2 separate regions of the Homo sapiens genome follow, and region 1 is linked to region 2. The links are chromatin loops, found by intact Hi-C in ENCODE. Cell type or tissue: K562. All regions are shown on one strand. Links, peaks and the distances in the headings refer to the core of each region. The heading gives the core; the rest is flanking DNA.

What was found. Hi-C counts contacts between places; a loop is a spot of excess contacts. Peaks named below come from ENCODE experiments on the same cell type or tissue, not always from the same donor. Only the 100,000 strongest peaks of a DNase experiment are listed, where the experiment ranks them.
Region 1: a loop joins it to region 2, with 10 times the contacts of the local background. A loop is called at or near these places in 2 of 110 quality-filtered maps.

Annotation. Positions count from the first base shown.
Region 1 is chr9:98,437,888-98,449,056 of GRCh38, reverse strand. All of the region lies in intron 7 of GABBR2 (gamma-aminobutyric acid type B receptor subunit 2), which reads left to right. Among named protein-coding and RNA genes, the nearest start is that of TBC1D2, 190 kb to the right of the region's middle. In K562, for the core only: CTCF peaks have their summits at 5,318 (motif pointing left) and 6,706 (motif pointing right); a DNase peak (open chromatin) is centred at 6,746.
Region 2 is chr9:98,310,118-98,321,286 of GRCh38, reverse strand. It overlaps GABBR2 (gamma-aminobutyric acid type B receptor subunit 2), which reads left to right. Exons shown (of 19, transcript NM_005458.8): 14 at 10,082-10,192. Among named protein-coding and RNA genes, the nearest start is that of TBC1D2, 60 kb to the right of the region's middle. In K562, for the core only: a CTCF peak has its summit at 5,562 (motif pointing left); DNase peaks (open chromatin) are centred at 1,956, 4,576, 5,526, 9,516 and 1 weaker place.

The sequences.
Region 1 (11,169 bases), core at 1,909-9,908, 130 kb before region 2:
GGCTTTCCTAATCAAGATGCACTAAATTCATCGTCAGGAGACCATAACCTTTCAGCACATGCTTGGAAACACTGGCTAAGTCTTCAGGTGAAAATCAAAGCCTTAAAGTTCTTCAGGTGATCTTTTTTTTTTTTTTTAAACTCTTTCCAGTTTCCAGTCTCTTAAAACAAGGGTGACCTCCCAGATCTCAAGGTCGACAAATCCTTTGGGTATGTCAGGCTAAGATGATGGCTGTTACCAGCAGTATACCCTGTTTGGTAAATGTATCTTCTGATTTGTCTTTTAAAAGGACAGCACATTGAGATTGTGGTGCCTATGACAGGCTAAATTTACAGAATCAGCTGGGTGCAGTGGCTTCTGCCTGTAATCCTAGTACTTTGGGAGGCTGAGGTGGGTGGATCGCTTGAGCCTAGGAGTTTGTGACCAGCCTGGGCAACATGATGAGACCTTGTCTCTACAAAAAAATACAAAATTTAGCCGGGCATGGTGGCAGGTGCCTGTAGTCTCAGCTACTTGGAAGGCTGAGGTGGGAGGATCACCTGAGCCCAGGAGGTTGCGGCTGATTACGCCTCTGTACTTCAGCCTGAGCAATAGAGTGAGACTCCGTCTCAAAAAAGAAATAAAATAAATTAATAGACTCTCATTTTACCTTATGAGAATTGAACCCATGCTTTTCCAGGAGTTCCTTAGGGCATGTACACTGGGTTTGGATGGGGGCTTTTAGGTGTCAAGAGCATTTGACCATAGGGAAATTGAAAGAGGCTCCTGGGGAATGTCTCGGATTATGAGAAGAGGGCTCCATTCTTGCTAAAGTTTGCTGTGACTGTCCCTCATTCTCGGTGGGTGTACTCTATGTGGGAACGATCACAGTTGGAAAGAGAGTGACCCATTAAGTTCCTCCAAATAATAGAGCCATCCTTCATCCTCTGCCCAGTGTCTCTCAACCAGCAGCGGGTCTGGACATCCTAGTGTAACCTCTGTCAGGACAGGCTGGCACCCTTAGGTTCAGGCATTTCACCTCCGATGGCTGTTATCTTCTAATTGGTCTCACCAAGGTGATGAAGAACAGCAGATGGCGATTTGCAGAGTGTATTGATCCATTTGCTTTTGTTGCTGGTGAAGAGGGATCCAGCCTTAGCCAGTATACCCCTTAAAGTTTCTGCAAGATTTTTAAAAAATTATTTCTACTAAGACTCAAAAAATGCTCCCCCCACCCCCTAGACAAGTCACCACCCCACCACCCACCCTACCAACTTTTTACCTAAAAGGAGGACATCATAGAGTTAAACTCAGTTTGGCTGGAATTCCAAGTACTCTAAGTAAGGTCAAACTAGGTAGCCAGAGAAAACCAACAGGTTCCTCGTTCCAGGGGAATTTGCAATGTTGGCTCAAACCCACCTTTATTTCATCCCCACTGTTGCCTCGCCCTACTGTGATCCTGGAGTTTGTGCACTTGGTTTTTTTAAGTCAAAATATAATTTTACACACACACACACACACACACACACACACACACACATACATACTAGTTACATATCATCTTGTTAGAGTTGTCCCATCTCTCCTGCCTGTTTGATCTTTTGGGGTCCTGGTTTTACTTTCCAATGTAGAGACTAAACTTCAGGCCTCCCACCAGCCAGACATTGGTGTCTTATATTTGATATCATCATTTACTCATAGAAGTCTTTTTTAGGGGCCGGGCGCGGTGGCTCACGCCTGTAATCCCAGCACTTTGGGAGGCCGAGGCGGGTGGATCACGAGGTCAGGAGATCGAGACCATCCCGGCTAAAAAACGGTGAAACCCCATCTCTACTAAAAATACAAAAAATTAGCCGGGCGTAGTGGCGGGCGCCTGTAGTCCCAGCTACTTGGGAGGCTGAGGCAGGAGAATGGCGTGAACCCGGGAGGCGGAGCTTGCAGTGAGCCGAGATTGCGCCACTGCACTCCAGCCTGGGCGACAGAGCGAGACTCCGTCTCAAAAAAAAAAAAAAAAGAAGTCTTTTTTAGGTTGAATCTGGGAAAGAAAAAGACAAGAAACAGGGCACCGGGAACTCCATCCAGAAATAAGGAAAACTCTACCCAGTCAAGATTTGACACCACTTGGGGCTGGTCATTCTTCCAGTTGTGACTCTATCCCCCAGATTATCCTGATTGTGCCTGTTTCTTGACTTTGTGCTCAAGGCTGTCACTGGAGAACTTGTTAGAAGCTCTGAAATAGTCCAAATGTGGTATAACAACTGGGAGCCCTAGAACATGGGGCTTGTTCCAGTGACCCCATGCTAGCGTCCAATGCCACCCCACGGTTTCCTATTCTGAGGTCCCTTTTTCATGTTCCTTTCTTGTCTGCTGCCCGGGAGCAACAGAAAACCCATCCAGAACTTTCTCTGTACCTCATGTGTCCCCAGCACATCCCAGACCCAGGTAGTTCCAGTGAAATTGCATCACACATAAACTTAACATAGGAGCTGATTTGAGACTCTAATCTCTCTCCCTCCATTCTCTGGCTAACCAGCCCACCCTCAAACTCAGATGAAATGTACCATTGCCCAGGACATGGCAGTGATCAACTATAACAAGAATTACAAATTTGAAAGGTCAAGTAAAAACAGGTCACAGTGTATGTATCTCTTAGAGCTGTGTGACCTTGGAGAAGTTACTTACATCTCTGTGCCTCAGTTTCCTCATTTGTAGAGTGGCGGTAAATATTTCTTCTTTCAAAGTGTGGCTGTGGGAAATAATAATGTTTAGTACCTAAGAACTACATCATCATTATTGCTATTATTATTACTACTGCTATTAAAATGGCTACTTTACAAAGAGCAGAGTTTGTGTGGGTCTAATCAAGACCCAGCAAACAATCATTGCATACCTATGAGATACCATTCTGTTTCATATATATAATCTCATTTCACCCTCTCAACAATAAACAAATCTATTAACTTGTAAGAAGGCTGGAGTGGTTTACTATCCACACAGAACCAAGTAAACTCTGCCTCTAAGCAAGAACACTTGAGTTCTCTCCTGTGGCCATTCACTCTAGGGATTTGAAAGTTACCTTAATGTGGAAGGCATCTGCTCTCAGCTCTCCCTCCTCTTCCTCCCTTTTGACTAGCTCAGTGCTCCAGCAGCCCTAAGCATTACCACTCAGCATTACACACAAAAGCTAATTGCAGCAGATGCTGATGGTGTCCCACCCAGATCTCCTGAGCTCAGTTTCAGAGGGCTGCTTAGGTTTGCTTATCCCCCAGCTGCTGCAGGTGCCCCTGCTAATGGCTCACACCTGCTGCCTTCCCTACAGTCCCTACAGGATTGGGCAATTGGTGCCTCCTGCCTGGAGGTGCCTGGGAATTACACCCACACCATCAGCCTGCAGCAATGACCGATGCATTGGTACAACACCCAGTGCAATTTACCCTCCAGGGCTTCCAACCAGAACAGGCTGAGGCTCACCTTCATCTTAAACCACATCTGAGCATGGCCTCTTCCTTTTTCTTCTCTCCCTTACAGGTTTCTTCCGAGAACACGTCGTTAACAAATTACTGACATGTGATTCCCTGTCCTAGGCTTTGTTTCTGGAGGACCCCATCTAAGACACCCATGTGTATTTATGGGAAATTTAAGCATTTTCAAGAGAAAATTTTTACTATAACCTTATAGTTACCATATGTGTAACTTTAGAACCAATGGTCCTCCTTACCTACCCCCACACCCGATTGGAGGGTTCTGGACTCTTCTCCCTCGTCCCTGGTGCATTTTGCATGCACCCCTGCCAGTTGCAGTAGCCTGTAGGAGAGCCATATTCGTCTCCTCCAGCGAATTACTATCTCCCAGATTTGCAGGGACCACAGCCCTTCCTTTCTCTGATCCCCTCGTACTTCACCTGGCCCTTTATGCCTGGTAGAAGCTCAATAATTCCTGATAACCTCTAGTGAATGTTGTTGGATTAAATTCACAAATGATTGAGAAATTCAATCACACTTTTCTACTCTGTTGCCTTCCAGGCATCTATAAACTAAAAAGACTTTTTCAACCCGATAAATAATCAGAACTGACAACAGAAGTATTAACAGGACTTAGATTTCTTGAATCTGCTAATAGTGATTACCAAATTCTTGCTGTGATACCTGGTAGCGGTAATTCACACAAGGTCACGTGCGTGTGTGTGTGTGTGTGTGTGCGCGCGCGCGCATGTGCATATGCATGTGCACGTGCACGCATGCGTTGGAGGAATCCCTTCCTGAGGCAGCATAAAAACTCATCCCTTACTCCCCTCTCAATCTCTCGTTTCTCCCATAAGCAACTCTCTGGGGCTCAAATCCCAGGGCTTGAGCAGCAGAAGCAATTGCTGATGGGCCCTCTGTGACTTCAGATTGTCAGAAACATTTTCGAGAGGTAATTGCTAGTAATAAACAACAACTATAATAATAATAATCCTTGCTGTGTGACTGCCCTGTTTACAGAGTGCATTTATAGTCTCTCCCATCTTCCTTCCTTAATGCAATTACATTTATTCACTCATGCTAATAATAGTTATCAATTAACGAGCTCCTACTGTATCCCAGGAAGCATTCTAAGCACTTTTCCCTTATTATTGAATATGGTGGGGACGTACAATTCCCAGTTCCTGGTACACTCCTCCAGTGAGCTGCATCTGGCTTGCTCACCTATGTCAGGTCTCTCCCCTCCTCTCTCCTTCCCAGTGAGACCTAACCTGACACCCTACTTTAAATTGCAACTCCCTCCCCATCCACCCAGCCCCCCTCTACTCATCCTTCTCCACAACATCTAGCCCCATCTGACATACTACATATTTTACTTATTTATTGTCTGTTTTATTTTCTGCTTTATCTCTAAGGCTTAGAACTGGGTGCCTGGGACATAGTAGGTGCCTGATAAATATTTGTTTAATGAACAGATGATTTAAATAATTAATGACATGTCATAGATTAAAGAAACAGGCTCAGCAAAGTTCAATGATTTACTCAGGATCCTTCAGGTAGTAAGTGAGAGTTTATGCAAGGCTACCAAGTCTGACTGACTCAAAGTCCATATTCTTAAGCATTTAGGTATCCAATTAATTCAACCAGCATTCATTGCACCTCCAGTAAGCCAGACCAGGGCCAGGTAGGAGTAGTAAGATGTAAGGTTTTGCCCCCAAGGGGCTCACAATGGGAACAACCAGGTGAGATGCATCAGAGAGAGAGCAGGTACTACCATCCCCATATTAATAGTGAAGGATGTAACGGTTCCCCTCTACACTGGATTATTTGTGTGTCTATCTGCCTCCTCCTGCTGGACTCTGAGCCCCTTGACAGTGGGGCCTGTAATTCTCTCTGTACCCCTGGTGTCTACAAGACCCAGCACTTAGTCCATGAAATATATTTGCTGATTGAATGAATTACAAAATTATAGCTCAGAAAGGCAAAGTGGCTATGTTGGGGTCCCACAGTGCATAACTGGTGAACCTGGTTCAGAATTACATTCTAGGTCTTCTGATCTAAATGCAAGTGTCTCCAAATCTTGTGCTGTTAGGCGTTGCTTGGCTGCCCTTCCCCCTTTAATTTAAATACAATTACAAATGACTGCAGACAATGTACAGCACAGGAAAGAAACCTACTCCTTCTGCTGTCAGATAAATTTGAAAGATCAAAATAATGTGGTTTAGCAATTTGTTTGAATTGATGCCTAACCTTCCAAAGCTTGCAAGTTTGACTTCATCAAGTCAGGGAAAAAATAGCTATTTCCTTAAGAAAAGCAGTGTGGGGGAGTGTATCAGCTTATGAGAGCTTCAACAGAAGGTGCAGGCTCTGTCTTTATCCCTGGGAGAAACAAAGAGGAGGCTCCTTGGAAGGAGCCAGGGACATGGTGGTCACAGCAAATTACCATAATGACAGATGTCATGATAATAGGAATGATGAACAGTTTTGAATGCCTACTATATGCTGAGCACTATGCCAAGCTCCTAGATGTATTATTTCACTTAATCCTCACATTCACCTGTTATGGATTGAATTGTGCCCCCCTAAAAAATCCATCTGCTGAACTGCAACCCACAGTAGCTCAGAATGTGACCTTATTTGGAAATAGGGTTGTTACAGATGTGATTAGTTAAGATGAGGTCGTACTGAAGTAAGGTAATCCAATATAACCAGTGTTTCTATAAAAAGGGGAGATTTGAAGACAGCCAGGCACACAGGGAGAATGCCATGTGATGATGAAGCAGAGATACGGATGAGGTTTCTATATCATCAGCAGTGTCAGTGATTGCCAGCCAACCACCAGAAGGTGACTGATCCTCCTTCACAGCCCTCAGAAGGAAGTGGCCTTGCCAACAACTTGATCTCAGACTTCTAGCCTCCACAACTGAGATAACAAATTCCCATTGTTTAAGCCACCCAGTGTGTGGTACTTTGTGATGATGGCCCAAGCAAACTGACACATCCCCAAAAAGTGGAGACTGCTATTTATTGTCACTGTTTTGCAGCTAAGAGGTTAAGGAGGTAGAGGATTAAGTAATTTAACCCTCTCATTCAACCTAAGAGGTTAAAAAATTTACCCAAGGTGACAGAGCTAGTGAGTAGAGAAGCTGGGATTTGAACATAAGCCATCTAACTTTCGACCCTCACTTTTAACCATTATCCTACACCTATAAAAGCTCTCCTCCATTAGGGGGCAAAAGAATCTAGCCCGAGAAGGACAATGTGGAAATAAACCAATGAGATCAGCACTTCCCACCACCCCAGTTTCCAGGGGGAGCTCTGTGGCTCTCCCTAACCTGCTGAGTAAGAGGCAAGGCTGAAGCCAGGCCCCAGCCCCTTGGTTCTGGGCCAGCCTCACTGAAAGCTCTGGCCACAGCACTGGAAGAGACTCTTTATATTGTACCCACCTTTCCCCTGATCGGGAGGAGGGAGGGCATTTTATAACCTCACCTGCCCTGTTCTAACTTATTCATGTGTTTCAAAATAACATATATTAATACATATTTATTTTGGATTATAAAAATTATCCATGTCCCTTGTAGAAAATGTGAAAAGTACAGGCACGCACCAAAGAGAAATCAGTCTCCTGAAACCTCATCATTCAGACAGACTCATGGGACACTTCACATTCAGATGTGATCCTTTTTATTTTAATTTCTTTATCATTTATTTTGGTCCCTCACATTATAAAACTTTTTCCATGGCAGTGGTTCTCAATCTTCTTAACCCTATCGTTTTTTAAATTGTGATAAAATATGTATAAAATAATGTTTACTGTTTTAGTCATTTTTAAGTGTACAAATTCAATGGCATTAAGCACATTGACCATGTTATACAAGCATCACCACTATTTATCTCCAGAACTTTCTCATCATCCTAAACTGAAACTGCATACCCATTAAATAACTCCCAGCTGGGCGCAGTGGCTCATGCCTGTAATCCCAGCACTTTGGGAGGCCAAGGCAGGTGGATAACCTGAGGTTGGGAGTTCTAGACCAGCCTAGCCAACAGGTGAAACCCTGTCTCTACTAAAAATACAAAAATTAGCTGGTTGTGATGGCACACACCTGTAATCCCAGCTACTTGAGAGGCTGAGGTGGAAGAATTGCTTGAACCCAGGAGGTGGAGGTTGCAGTGAGCTGAGATCATGCCACTGCACTCCAGCCTGGGCAACAGAGTGAGACTCTGTCTCAAAAAATAATAAATAATAATAATAATAATAACTTCCTTCAGAGGAGTTTTTATTAAATGGGTTATTTATTATGGGAGAGCTTATTTTATTTAGCTATTATTTATTATGATAGAGCAATTTTATTTAGCTGTACATTTATTTTTTAAGTATTTTTAAAGATATCATAGGTAGTTTGCTAATTTTAGAGGGAAATAATGGTATTTGCAAGCTACCGCTAACCAAATAGTTATTAGCCCAGCAAAAGTCTGGTTGCTTTTACATACAGAAACCTAAGAATGTGCATTTTTACATGTTGAAAATATAAATAGCAAATATTTTAAAGTAAATAGTACAATTAAACATTAGTGGTAGCCCCACTATTGAGGAAAATACTCAGAGATATATCCAGATCCTATATGAAAAACGAATCTGAAGATTACGTGCATTTCTCTTGGTGTGAGACCAGAATCTCCCTCTCTGTGTGTGTGTCAAGGTATGTTAGCCCAGGAGCTTGCTAAGCAGGAAGGAAGTTTTCTAAAATCAGGAGAAGACAGCTGACATAAATTTTAGCCGACAGGATGGCATGGCTGTGGGCCCTGATGGACACTGGCTCCGCCTGTGTGTGCTCATGCAGAGGTTACTCACACACACTCGATGTGACACTCTGTGCTCACGTGGATGAGAACCAGACCTGCGTGATGGAGAGAAGGACACTTGGAAGTGTCCACTTTCTCATGAAATTTCATGCCACTTTCTCATGAAATTCTAACCACCACTGCCACCTCCTTCTTCTTTCTCAATGGGATTCAGGCTTCCTAGAATTACTGCCTAAACCAGTAATTTTAAAGTAAAGACCTGGAGTCTGGTTGGGGCATTGTAAATTGTAGAAGGGGGGAAGTGGGGGACTATAAGGGACTGGAAGGGGGTGTCCACCTTTGTCTTCCTAAGAGGTATGAAATGGTTAAGAGTGTGGAACCTGGAGACAGAATTCCTAGGTTCTCATCTTGGCTCCACTTGCTAGCCAGGTAAACTTGAGCAAGGAATCAATCTCTCTTCATCTCAGTTTCTTATCTGTAAAACATAGATAGTGCCTTAGATCAAGCTCCTTGTAAATAGAGATGGGACATCTTTGCAGAAGGTTTGTCAGAGAGCATGCTCTGGATACACCTGTAGGGAAGTGAAGGGGACAGAACAAGAGCAAGAAGCTGATGGCAGTGTGGCTGCAACTGAGGCTCCAGCTGATTCTGGTAGCTCTGGAGCTGTGATGGAGCAGAGGCTGGGCCCAGGTGTCCTCTTATCAGCTAGTCACTGGCCCTAGGAGCAGGTGTATCCTTAGCCAAGGCAGTTCCTCATGGTGGAGGGTAATTCGCAGTAAGGAAGTAGGCTGGGACCTTCAGTAGCCAATATTCTCAGGAGCTGGGGAATGATGGTGCTTTGGCCCTAAAGAGGCCAAAATACTGGGCAAGCCCCCCAGTTACCCCTATAGATAACAACGGGGCCTACCTTAAAGGGCTGTGAGGATTAAAGAGGTTTATACATGTTGAGTGCCTGGGACACAGTATGTGCTGAATTAGTGCAAGGATGACAAGGAAGAATGTATTTGGATACCAACTTCACAGTCTTCTAGACCCTCAAACACCTATAATTAATTTTCCATGGGATTCTGTGGTTGGTGGGTCCCCAACCAGCTGCTTCAGTTGGATTCTTGCAGCTCTTGCCATCTTTGGTAATTCACATTCTGACATTCATATGCACGCAAACACACTCACATGCATGCATGCACACACACATCCCTAAATATGTGGTCTATGGGTATTCATATTCATCATGTATACAGCTATGTATCAACGTATTCCAGGAGTTTTCAAACTTGTTTTTCAAAGGAGATTTTACCTAGAAGCCCGATATTAGTGTCCTTCATTTAACATTTATGTTAGTATTAACATTGCCTTTAATATTACATTTTCTTTTTCCAATTTGCTCTTTGGAAGACTTTGCTGACTGTCCCTTTGGATTTAAAAATTAGTAAGCAAATTTCTGCAGTAACAAAGAAGAAGCAAAGCCTTCATGGGGAACCTGGGTCTGAGCTGTCAGGTCATCTCACAGGAGGCAGGCCCTGGAGGACAGCCTGGCAGCAATGGCAGCTTTTCCAATAGAGCAACAGGTGCCCAAGAAGGAACCACGGTAGCTGGTATCCAGACCCACACTCTTTATTTTAATGTTGCATGTTTATTTGAATGTGCACTGTAAAAATATAACCAGCATTTAAGGTAGCGAGATAAGCACTCTTTTTTCAGTTTTTTTTTTAAGGCAGATATTTAGTAAAGGAAAGCACAGATGGCGGGTAGATATTGTGAAAACCATGAGGGTGGCACACGTATGACAAGGTTTGGGAAACAGTGACCTCCTTATTGCTTTATCTTTATGTTAAGTCACTGTGGTCATCCCCTTAAAAGCTTAAGAAATGAATCAGAAGAGAGTGGGAAAGAGAATGAGAAAGAGAGAGAGAGAGAAGGGAGAGGGATCCACCAGCAGCAGCAGCACATTGATTTTCTTGGCCAGCTTGTGTAGTTACCAAAGCAGCAAACAGTACTGTGCTTTTTACGCATGAGGTTTTTGTGGTAGGGTTAATAGCCTTTTTGTTTAATGCCCTTTCACCTCATTCCCATGTTTTCAGTAATAAAAAATGGTGGCAGGCCAGGGAGTGGGTGTCCACTGAACAGAGCAGAGTCAAACTACTCTTAGAAACATGGCCCTCAGACCCCAGCAGCACAATGTAGAAATCCTTGAATTCACCCTCTTTTGCAATAATTTTGATTCCAGTTAATTCATTCGCTTGCATGAATTAACTTCTACTACCAACTCCTTGAGGGTAGGGTCTTTCTGAGATTTATCTCTGTTTTCAGTTTCTAGCACATGGCCTGGACTATAATTGAAGTTAGTGAACAGATACATCAGAGAGACTTTTATCATCCCTGTCCCCTACTTCTTGAATGTCTCCTCAGGGTTTTACACATAATAGATACACAGGAAGGCTGGTTGAATGTATGGGCAGATGGGTAGAGTGGTGGAGACATGGGTTGGGGGATGGGTGGAGGGGTGGGAATGTGAGTAGATAGTTGGATGGCTGAGTGGAAGGAGTGAATGGCGAATGAGTGATGAATATGTGGGTAGGTGTATAGATATAGATGGATGGATGGATGGATGGATGGATGGATGGATGGATGGATGGATAGGTAGATGGATATAGATGGAGGGATAACGTGTGGGTAGGTAAATATGGATGGATAAATGGGTGGATGGATGGATGGATGGATGGATAGATGTGTGGACAGGTGGATGGATACAGATGGGTGGATGGATGAATGGATACGTGGGTAGGTGGATAGATGTGGATGGATGGTTGGATAAATGAATGAGTATGTGGGTAGATGGATGCATGGGTGAATGAATGAATGGATGAGCATTTAGGTAGATGGATGGATGGGTATGTGGGTGGTGGGTAGGTGGATGGATGGA
Region 2 (11,169 bases), core at 1,828-9,827:
TGCCTGAGGTCAGCAAGCAGAAACGTCCACTCAATAATGTGCCTTCAACAAAAATCGGGTGACCATGTGAATAGTTTCTTGTCCCACGTCAGCTGGGACCTCCTGGGTATTGAGATCCAGGAAATATTGCCTCAGACCCCCCAGGGCCGAGTCCTGGGAAGGTCCTGAGCCTGCTGGAGACTCCTGCCCTTTCCCAGGCCTTTCCTGTAGGCTCCAGGTCCTGTTCCTGGGTCACAAATGCACCAGTGGTCCCCTTACCCCTCAAGCAGTTCCTGAATTTTATTTTATTTATTTATTTATTTTGTATTATTATACTTTAAGTTTTAGGGTACATGTGCACATTGTGCAGGTTAGTTACATGCGTATACATGTGCCATGCTGGTGTGCTGCACCCACTAACTCGTCATCTAGTATTAAGTATATCTCCCAATGCTATCCCTCCCCCCTCCCCCCACACCACAACAGTCCCCAGAGTGTGATGTTCCCCTTCCTGTGTCCATGTGATCTCATTGTTCAATTCCCACCTATGAGTGAGAATATGCGGTGTTTGGTTTTTTGTTCTTGCGATAGTTTACTGAGAATGATGACTTCCAATTTCATCCATGTCCCTACAAAGGACATGAACTCATCATTTTTTAAGGCTGCACAGTATTCCATGGTGTATATGTGCCACATTTGCTTAACCCAGTCTATCGTTGTTGGACATTTGGGTTGGTTCCAAGTCTTTGCTATTGTGAATAATGCTGCAATAAACATACGTGTGCATGTGTCTTTCTAGCAGCATGATTTATAGTCCTTTGGGTATATACCCAGTAATGGGATGGCTGGGTCAAATGGTATTTCTAGTTCTAGATCCCTGAGGAATCGCCACACTGACTTCCACAGTGGTTGAACTAGTTTACAGTCCCACCAACAGTGTAAAAGTGTTCCTATTTCTCCACATCCTCTCCAGCACCTGTTGTTTCCTGACTTTTTAATGATCGCCATTCTAACTGGTGTGAGATGGTATCTCATTGTCGTTTTGATTTGCATTTCTCTGATGGCCAGTGATGGTGAGCATTTTTTCATGTGTTTTTTGGCTGCACAAATGTCTTCTTTTGAGAAGTGTCTGTTCATGTCCTTCGCCCACTTTTTGATGGGGTTGTTTGTTTTTTTCTTGTAAATTTGTTTGAGTTCATTGTAGATTCTGGATATTAGCCCTTTGTCAGATGAGTAGGTTGCGAAAATTTTCTCCCATTTTGTAGGTTGTCTGTTCACTCTGATGGTAGTTTCTTTTGCTGTGCAGAAGCTCTTTAGTTTAATTAGATCCCATTTGTCAATTTTGTCTTTTGTTGCCATTGCTTTTGGTGTTTTAGACATGAAGTCCTTGCCCATGCCTATGTCCTGAATCTTACTGCCTAGTAAGATTACTGAATTTTAGTAGAACTTCCTGAAGGTGAGGAGGAGCAGGCCCTTTCCACAAGAGGCATGGCTCTCCCAGGGGGCATCTCATCTGGCTGCCAAAACAGCTGCTAGTTCCAGGTTCTTTTCTGCGCCTGCGTTTCTCCACCTATAAGAAGAGAAACTGGATCAATGCAGAACCCCATTCGTGTTTGGAAATGGGGAGACGGGAGGGAGATCAGGGCTGTCACAGTGACTAGAGGACATTCATGGCCTTTAGTACGCGGGGTCCAGGGGTTCTGTGCACCCCACCCAGCACAGAATAGTCCCTCCCAACAAATAATTGCTCTCTGCATCCCCAAAGAAAAGTGGCTGGAAGTGCCCATGTTGAGAAACCCTGGTGGGTGATCTTACATGTCCTTTCCAGATCTCTGATTCTGGAAAAAAAAAAAAAATCACCCAAACTTGTAATCATAACATTCTACAAAAAAAATGCTTACTTGAAATGACAGCTTCTAGCTTTGTTGCCTCAGAGGTGCGGGGCTGCTGCTGTGGAGATAAGCAGTCCAGCCCCTGAGGGATCTGGAAGGTTCCTCCCAGCTCCAGCGCTCTGTGGCTGTCTGCAGTGGGGGATAATAATGATGCTTTCCACATCAGGAGCAGGCTTTCCCGTCTCTCCAGCTTGCGAGTCACACCGCACCTCCTTTGATCATCTTGCCAGCCCTGGGAGGTTGTAGATGAGGAAGTTATGGCTCAGAGAGGCTGGGAGACATGTGCAAAGTCACACAGCTGGCAAGAGGTGGACTTGGGATCTGAGTCCAGGGCCCTTTCCCCTCCCTGCCTAGGCATCCTTGTTGGCACCCCAAAAGAGGCCATGTTGACTCACCTGCCTTCCCAGGAAAGGAGAACCATCTCAAAACTCTGAAATGCAGTCTGGGAAGGCCAAACACACCCCCTAATACACACACACCACACACACACACACACCCCCAACACACACACACACACACACACAAACTCACATTTACATGCACACCTACACTCACCCCCAGCAGAAAAACCTACCAATTTTACCATATACTTTAAAAATCAACTTTGGAATTTGAAAAAAGAAAAGAGGCAGGTATGGCCCAGGGAGAAAGTTCTGCATGCCAACTTCTGGGAGCTGGTCAGAAGGTGGAAAGCACCCCCTCCCTCAAAGGAGCACTGGCCGGGCCGGGCTGGGCTGGGCCTAGGAACCCTTTCCACCCACAGTGGTGGCAGGAATAAAAGGTCCGAGTGACCCGCGCCAAGAGCCCCGTGATCAGAGGTGAATTGCGTGGCCCTCCTCATGTGCACCATCTGGACTCCCCATCCTCCCTGCCTGGGCCTGTTGCCTCGCCCACCCCTAACCGCCCTGGCCAGCCCTGCACAGGACACACAGAAGCACATGATTGTCAAGGTCTGGTCCAGGGTCAGAAACATACAGAGGAGCCCTGTCAAGTCTGGCCTTGCGCTAAGTCATCACTCTGTGTCAGAGGTGTGCGGGTGACAAAGAGAATCTGCGTTCTTAACCAGACTGCTTCTAAGCTGAGAACCAAATATTACCCTACTGTTTCAAATCCTTTAAGGCCTTGCTGCCCAAAGGGTGGCCCCTGGATCAGCTCCTCCCCTGGAACTGCTTAGAAATGCAGCATCCCAGGCCCCACCCGGGACCGCGCACCTGAATCTGCATTTTAACAAGCTCCCCAGGCACTTTGTGCTCACATTATCGAGTGAGAAGCCATGCTGTCCTCTCGCTTATCACACTTCAGCCTCTCTGGCCACATGAGGGTTCCTCAAATATGCTGATGTCTTTGCATTTCAGGTTCTTTTCCCTTGCCATGCCTTCTGCCATGCGTGCTCTTCCCCTAGCTTTTCACATGGCTGGCATTTCTTATCTGCCGGGTCTCAGACTAAATGTCACCACTGCAGAGTAGCCATCCCAGGCTACCTGATCTGAAACAACTTCCCTCATTAGCACCCCTCCAAGTGCCCGTAGTTTCCTTTAGGAATATTTATCACTGTTTGTATTCATAACTGTACTGTGTGGTTTGTTGAATGCCTGTGTTTGTTGAGCAGCCCCCGTTCCACTGGAATGTACCCTCCAAGAAGGCAAGCGCCATGTTGGTCTCATTCATCCTGTACCCCCACACCAACATGGTGCATGACACACAGCAGGCACATGACAAATCCTCATGGAGTCGATTTCGAATGAATGAATGTAGGACAAATACAGTCATGAAATGTAGGACAGATAGAGTCATCTCCCAATGACTCAGACTCCCATTAACTACACTGTAAATCAACCCATGGGCTCCCTTCACAAATGGGAAACTGAGGTCTAGAAAAGGGCAGGGATTTGCCCAAGATCACCCAGCAAGTCTGTAGCAGGACCAAGGCTTTTGACCTTTCAGGCCTCAACACCTCCACTTATGCTCCAACTCCCTGCCTGTCAGTTTGTGCAGCCGGACAGAGCGGGATATTTGCAGGGGGCACTGACCTACATTGTGAGTAATTGCATTATGCAGAGGGACTCTCGGGCCAGCTGCTCTCCTTTTGCCGCACAGATGGGAGAGGCTTTCCCCGGCAGCTTCTGCGTGCCTCCTGCTGAGCAGCAGCCTGACCAGAAGTCAGGTGTGAGCACTTCCATCTTCTGGCCGTCCCAAACCGGTGTGGCCTCACTGCTGGACACGGTGCCCTGCCAGGCAGGAAAGAGCATTTTATCAGCCTGAGTTCAGCTCGCAGCACCAAAGCGCAGCCTTCACCCTAAAGCTCTGGGGGCTTCAGGGGAAGCCACTGTTGAATATTTAACGATTAAGTTCTTCCTCCCTCAAATAAGCACTTTGCAGTTTATAGAGCCGGTTACACCCACTGTCTCCTCCGATTTGACACAATGATGCACGTGAGAGGAGGGCACATCAGGGAAGGCTCATGGTGAAGGAGGAGGGAGTGCTGGTTTGAGAGTCACACACGCCTGGGTTTAATCTCAGCCCCGAGACTTACTAGCTGGAGATCTTGGGCAAGTTACTTCACCTCTCTGTGACTCTGTTTCCTCATCTGTGAAATAAGTATAACACCTTGTTGGATTTTTGTGACTTCAACAAGATGACGGGTGTAGAGTTCCCAACCCAGCAGTGAGCACATCATTGTCACTCATGATAAGGCAGCTCTTGGTGTCCTTATGGCTGATGTTATCTGGTGAAGTCAGCCCTCTCTCTCTGAGGCTGCCTCTCATGGGAACTGTCCTGGTCTTACTGGAATGGGAGAGCCATGAGGACAGGGCTCTTGTCTATCCAGGTTATTGCTGCATGCCCAGAACAGTATCTGGCAAATGGTAGTGCTTAACAGTTATTCACTGTATGAATGAATGAATGAATGATTTCTTAGGCAATTGCCAAAGAGAGCAACAAGTAAGGAAGAAAAATAACAAAAGTGGCCGGGTGCAGCGGCTCACGTCTGTAATCCCAGCACTTTGGGAGGCTGAGGCAGGCAGACCATCTGAGGTTGGGAGTTCGAGACCAGTCTGACCAACATGGAGAAACCCCGTCTCTAATAAAAATACAAAAATTAGCTGGGCGTGGTGGCGCATGCCTGTAATCCCAGCTATTCGGGAGCCTGAGGCAGGAGAATCGCTTGAACCCAGGAGGCAGAGGTTGCAGTGAGCTGAGATTGCGCCATTGCACTCCAGCCTGGGCAACAAGAGTGAAACTCTGTCTCGAAAAAAAAAAAAGCCAGTTGAAAATTTTGCAGGCCAGCTATCCAGAGCAAGAAAAACATTCTAAGGGCAATGCAAATGCTGTCCTGTACAGAAGAGAAGAGGCCGAAGCCCGGGCTTAGGCCCTGACCCTGATGTCTGCAGGGGTCAGTGCCCTGTGCTCGCTGGCCCTGGCCTGCGTGGACAGTCCACACTGGGAACAGGCCGAGTGCAGTGCCCAAGTATAGCCTGAATACTTCCCCAACAGCTGCTCCAGAAGTGGGGGAGTCCCCCATGGTGCTTGGAAATCTGGCCTCATGTAAGGCCAGTGGGTGCCTTCCAGAGTAGCACAAGATGCTGCTGACAGCTTCACCGTTTCCGGCCCCACCGATCTATAGTAGTTGGTAGTTCTGTGTCCCCAGCAGAGGGTAATCCACCACCACCAGGCTGGACCCTTCATGTGGCTCTTTGGTGCCCTCTAGTGGTGCTGCTTTGGTGCACGACAATGACAAGGAAGCACTGGGGGTTGGGGGGTGGGTAGCCCACCTGCCCCTGCAGGTTGCATGCTCAGGTGCATCTCTCCCCATGTGTGGCTGCACAGACCACTGCGAACTCCAGGCCCAGGTAGAATCTGGATGGATTAGACAACACCTACAGCTTGTACAGTCTGCTTTGTGGTTCAGTGCAGGAGTCACTTGATTTTCTTCCAGATGCCCATTGCCAGCCTCACAGGAACAGGAACATCATCACTCCCAAAACTATCCCAACCCCTGCCACCGTAACCTCTGACCTGTGACAGGGAGATGGGGCTGCATGAGGATGACATTAGTGACCAGAACATTTTTGCAGTTTATTTCTGGATCAGCACCTGAATATGGGGAAGGTGGGTGTGGGAGCAGCTCGGCCACCCCAGGACCACTGACTTCCATGAACTCTCAGTGGACCCATCGTGTTTGTTTGCTACCCTCCTGCCAGGACTGTGCTTAAGGCTGCTGAGATGGGTGCGGAACTGAAAGGCCAAAGATAAGAATTCAGATTTCAAGATTCCGAGAGGTCAGAGCGGTGAAGGTGGGGTTGCGGGGGAAGGGGAGCAGCTAAGAGAAAGGTAAAGGTAGCCAGGCTGGAATGTCAGCAGCACAGGGGGAAAGACTGGGCTAGCAGCAGTTCTGTGAAAACTACCTGATGGGTCTTGGTCCAACCTGAAGGAACACATGAATCACTGGTGGAAGATTATATAGAAAGCCAAGGAGACCCAGAGAAAGAGGTCAAGCTGACTTGCTCAGCACTTGACTTGCTCAGCACTGCCTGGAGTACTGAGCTCCATTCAAAGCCTGTAGGAGTGGTAAATCTGTAGAGCAGTGGTAAACTCCAGCAGGTTGACTGACAAGGTGGCCTGGGTGGAGGAAGGCACAGTGGTGTGTCCCCTCTCTGTAGATCTTCCCTCCTGTGGAAGGTGTGCAGACTCAAAGAGAGAGCTTGGAATTATTCTGGGGAACCCCAGGGGAGAGATGAGCCCCGGTGAGTGGAGGTCCAGGAGGAGAAGGCTGTGGCTCCGTGAAAGCACTGTGTACTACCTCACCGGGAGCAGGAGGGAGGGGCTCCCTGCCACTGCAGTGTGTAAGCCAGGCAAGCCTTGTCAGTTTCCTGTGAAGAGCACTTCATCCCATTGAGCAATGCTGTATGACACAACTAATTTTCTCCACACCGAGAATCTAAGATTCCATCATAAATTACTGCTGTTCATTGTAGAGGAAAAGACAGGATCACCGTTAATGGGTTTGCCATTCATGCATAACTGGAATGGGTCCGTGCTACTGCATTCTGATGTTGGCCTGATTGTCACACACTGGAGAAACCCAGATTCTGCCACTAAGTCAGTTGACCTTGGGACCAAGCCAGTTCTGTCACCTTAATTAAACAATGAAAGGATGTCAGGAAACCCCCATTGCCCTTAATAAAATGCAGCCCAGCTCCTGGGTGGGTAGCAGTGGAGGGGAAATCTCTACCCCTGGCCACTCTGACTTTAGTTTCTGGAGATCACCTCCCTCCGGGGTGTTTCTTACTGCAGAGCCTTCAGGAAACCACATTATCCCCTCTAGCACTCCAGCCCAAGTGTGGACTCAATGCACATGGACCCAAAGAGGTTGAGCTAAGGCTTTCTGTGGCTTGGGACAGCGAAAGGCAAATCAAGCCTGAGAGAACACACAGCAGGATGATCTGGTCAAAAAATGGCCTGAACCCCCAGGTCCCACCCCTCCTAGCTCCTCCTGCTTTCACGTGGGAGCACCATCTTTCCCCCACCTCACAGAAGCCCAGGTCCATTGCCTGCTTCAAAGGTCACACCTGGAGAGCAAGACCAAAAAACTAGTTTCTAAACGCTACCCGTCTAAGACCTGCCTTCTACCCCTGGGTCCCATCAAAGTACCTTCTTCCTAGTGATTGACCCTGGGGATGCCCATGCCTTACCCTCAGGAGTGTGGCTTTACCCTGGGCCTCAACAGCACAACTCCATCAGAATATAACATCCTGAACACAGTTATTTGGTGATATACTCCCAGTGGCAAACAGATTGCAAAGGAATCTTCAACTTTACTTAGTAAGTTTGTGCTTGACAGTTGTATGGATGTATCAATTTTGCAACTATTTAGTGTCTAATGTAGGACTGAACAAATCAGTAAATATTTTGATGTTGTTCGAAGGCAGGGATTCCACTGTTGGAGAAGAGTGATGAAAATATGGAATGGGGAAGGCAAGCAAGAACTCGGCAGTGTTGGATCTTATCTAGACAGACAGACAGACAGATTTATTTTTAAAAGAGCTTAGAAGTAGTGACAACTTAGGAACAGTGAGACCATCAAGTGCCTACATCTTGGTTTCTAAACACCATTCTCCACTAAAAAGAACAAGGACTCCTTGGAGAAATGGTTGATTGCAAGGCTGGGAGCAAGAAGAGTTCAAGGAGTGCTGGAATCGTTGTGCCAAGAAGTAAGAAAGTGCTCAAAAAAATTATGGTGATGTGTGGAAAAAACATAGAAGGCAGCATGAAGTTGTTTTCCACTGGCCCAATCTGGAAAAATTTAAGCATCAACATGAATAAGATAGCAAAGGATTATAAGACATTGAATTAAAAAGGAACATACTAGGCCAGACATGGTGGCCCATGCCTGTAATCCCAGCCCTTTGGGAGGCGGAGACGGGCAGATCACCTAAGGTCGGCAGCTCAAGACCGGCCTGGCCAGCATGGTGAAACCCCATCTCTAATAAAAATACAAAAATTAGCCAGGCATGGTGGCGGCCGCCTATAATCCCAGCTACTCAAGAGGCTGAGACATGAGAATTGCTTGAACTCAGGAGGCAGAAGTTGCAGTGAGCGGAGATCACGACATTGCACTCCAGCCTGGGTGACAGAGACTCTATCTCAAAAAAAAGGAACATACTGATATACATAAATAAATGGGAGGAAAGGAAAGCTCTTCTTTGCAGTAGAATGCCAAGTGTTTAAATAGAATGGTAGAGTTAGAAAATCACCATTTTGCAGCTACCAAAGTAATAAATGACTCAGGTAAGAATTATCAATGGTTGCTGAAACCACTGCGTGAACATTTGTGGGGGAACAGGATACTTACACAGTCTCAAAGTAGCTCCCACAGATTATTTATTAATTACAAATGGGGAAATGATACCTTTGAAATGGATGTCTGACAGAAATCATGTCAACCAAGTGATCACAGAGTGCCAACGCGTCCCCCTGATGTGACTCTTACTTATGTAGGATTCCTGACAAGAATACATAAAATCTGAATATAAAACATTCAGGCTAATCCAAATTGAGGGGCTTCTACAAAATAACTGAACTAGATTTTTCAGAAACAATGACATGAAAGACCAAAGTAGGCTGAAGAATTGTTTGAGATTAAAGGAAACCAAAGACACGTAAGTGCAATAATGATGCTGGATTGGATCCTGCATTGGAAAATCCACAGTTGCTTTAAAGGACGTTATTAAGCCAATTGGCAAAATCTGAAAATGGCTAGTATATTAGATAATACACTGTATCAGTGTTAAATTTTCTGAATTTAGTAAGTGTATGTGATTGTGCAAGGGAATCCCTTGTTCTTAGGAAATATATGCTAGGATATTCAGGGGTGAAGGGTCAGGATATCTGCAATTTACTCTCAAATGGTTCAGAAAAAAATAAATGTACAGTAGATGTTGTTTCATTCCCTGGGTGTCTTTTTGTCTTGTTGCCACCATCTGGCCAATTATCTCCCAGAGTTTCCCAATTCAAGTTCCTGCCAGAGAGAATGTGCTCAGGAGGGATCCTCTCCATCAACCCTCATTAGGCAGAGCACTTTGTAGGAGGAAACCTCATAGGTATCTGACAAGCCTCTGGATTGGCTGCCTGGGGTCAGGTGCCCATTCTTTGTCCAGTCAGCTCTGGCCAAGGATGAGTCATGTGGTACACAACCTGGCTGCCATCACTGCTCCAGCAGTGGGGCTGTGGGCAAGAGGGTCTCCTCAGAAGGGTTTGGCAGGCCCCAGGCTTGGGCAGGCCAGTATATCCTATATCTCCAGTTGCACAGAGGTAACCCCAGAGATACCTGAAGACCTCCTGACCTAACTTTATACCTCATTCTCACAACAAATATTAGCGGTACCTGCATTGGGCCAGGTTTTGTGTTAGATCCTAGGGGCAAAGAAGTGACCCAGTTCCTACCCTCAGGAGCTCTGACTCAAATTGGAGAGGCATGAATTATGCAGAGAACTGGAGTGCAGGGTTGAATTGCTACCAACAAACAGAAGGCAGTCAACGCTAGTTGAGGCCTGGGCTCCACACCTTAGGAACACAGAGATGGGGTCCAAATGGCCTGCTGAACAGTGGCATTGGCTATGGCTCACAGGAGGGAAAAGGGCTCTCAGATAAGGACCCAGTTGCTGGAAGAGTGTCCTGTGCCATCCCTGAGTCTCTGTTTTCTCTTTGCACAGCCGGACCCAGCAGGACGGGATATCTCCATCCGCCCTCTCCTGGAGCACTGTGAGAACACCCATATGACCATCTGGCTTGGCATCGTCTATGCCTACAAGGGACTTCTCATGGTAGGTGCAGAGCAGGAGACAGTGTTGAGGGGGGACACTTCTTTGTTGGGCCTCTGTCTCCCAGGGGCCTCCATCAATGTAAAAATAAACAGAGCCTCCATGACTAAGCAGTTACTCTCTGTGGACTCAGTGCCTGCCACATGCTATCTCAGTTCCTGCAGCAACCCTATGAGATAGGTACAAATAACATCCTCATTTCACTGATGACACTGAGGCTTGGTGTCTTGCCCAAGGTCATCTGGCTAGTAAGTGGCAGAGTCAAGATCTTAACCAGAGAGTAACCCAAAAACTCGTGGCTGTGCCTTACAGCTGTCACTGCACTACTCCCAGGAAGAGCAGTCTGCCGACATCCAGTGCATGTTCATGTCCAGCATTTCAGCGGACCCTCTCTTAAGTCCATGGGAGGTGGGCAGGATCATCCCCATTTAATAGATGAGGAGGGTAAGCCTCAGAGAGGTTAAATGATTTGCCAAAAGCTGCCTAGTAACCTCCAAACTGCAAACCCAGCACTCTTTCCACTTTACTCATCTTTTGAAATCAAAGATCATGCTAGGTGCTGTGGCTCATGCTTGCAATGCCAGCACTTTGAGAGGCCGAGGTGGGTGGGTCACCTGAGGTCAGGAGTTCGAGACCAGCCTGACCAACGTGGCAAAACCCCATCTCTACTAAAAATACAAAATTAGCTGGGTGTGGTTGTGGGCGCCTGTAATCCCAATTACTTTGGAGGCTGAGGCAGGAGAATCGCTTGAACCCGGGAGGCAGAGGTTGCGGTGGGCCGAGATCAGGCCATTGCACTCCAGCCTGGGCAACAAGAGCGAAACTCCGTCTCAAAAAAAAAAATCAAAGATCACATACCAAGCCCACGTTGTGAAATTCCAACATTAGGAAGAACTTGAAAGGTCAGCTCCACCATATTTCAGCCCAGGTTGATCCTTGAATCTTCTCTCCTATATCCTATATAAACCATGCTTCCACTG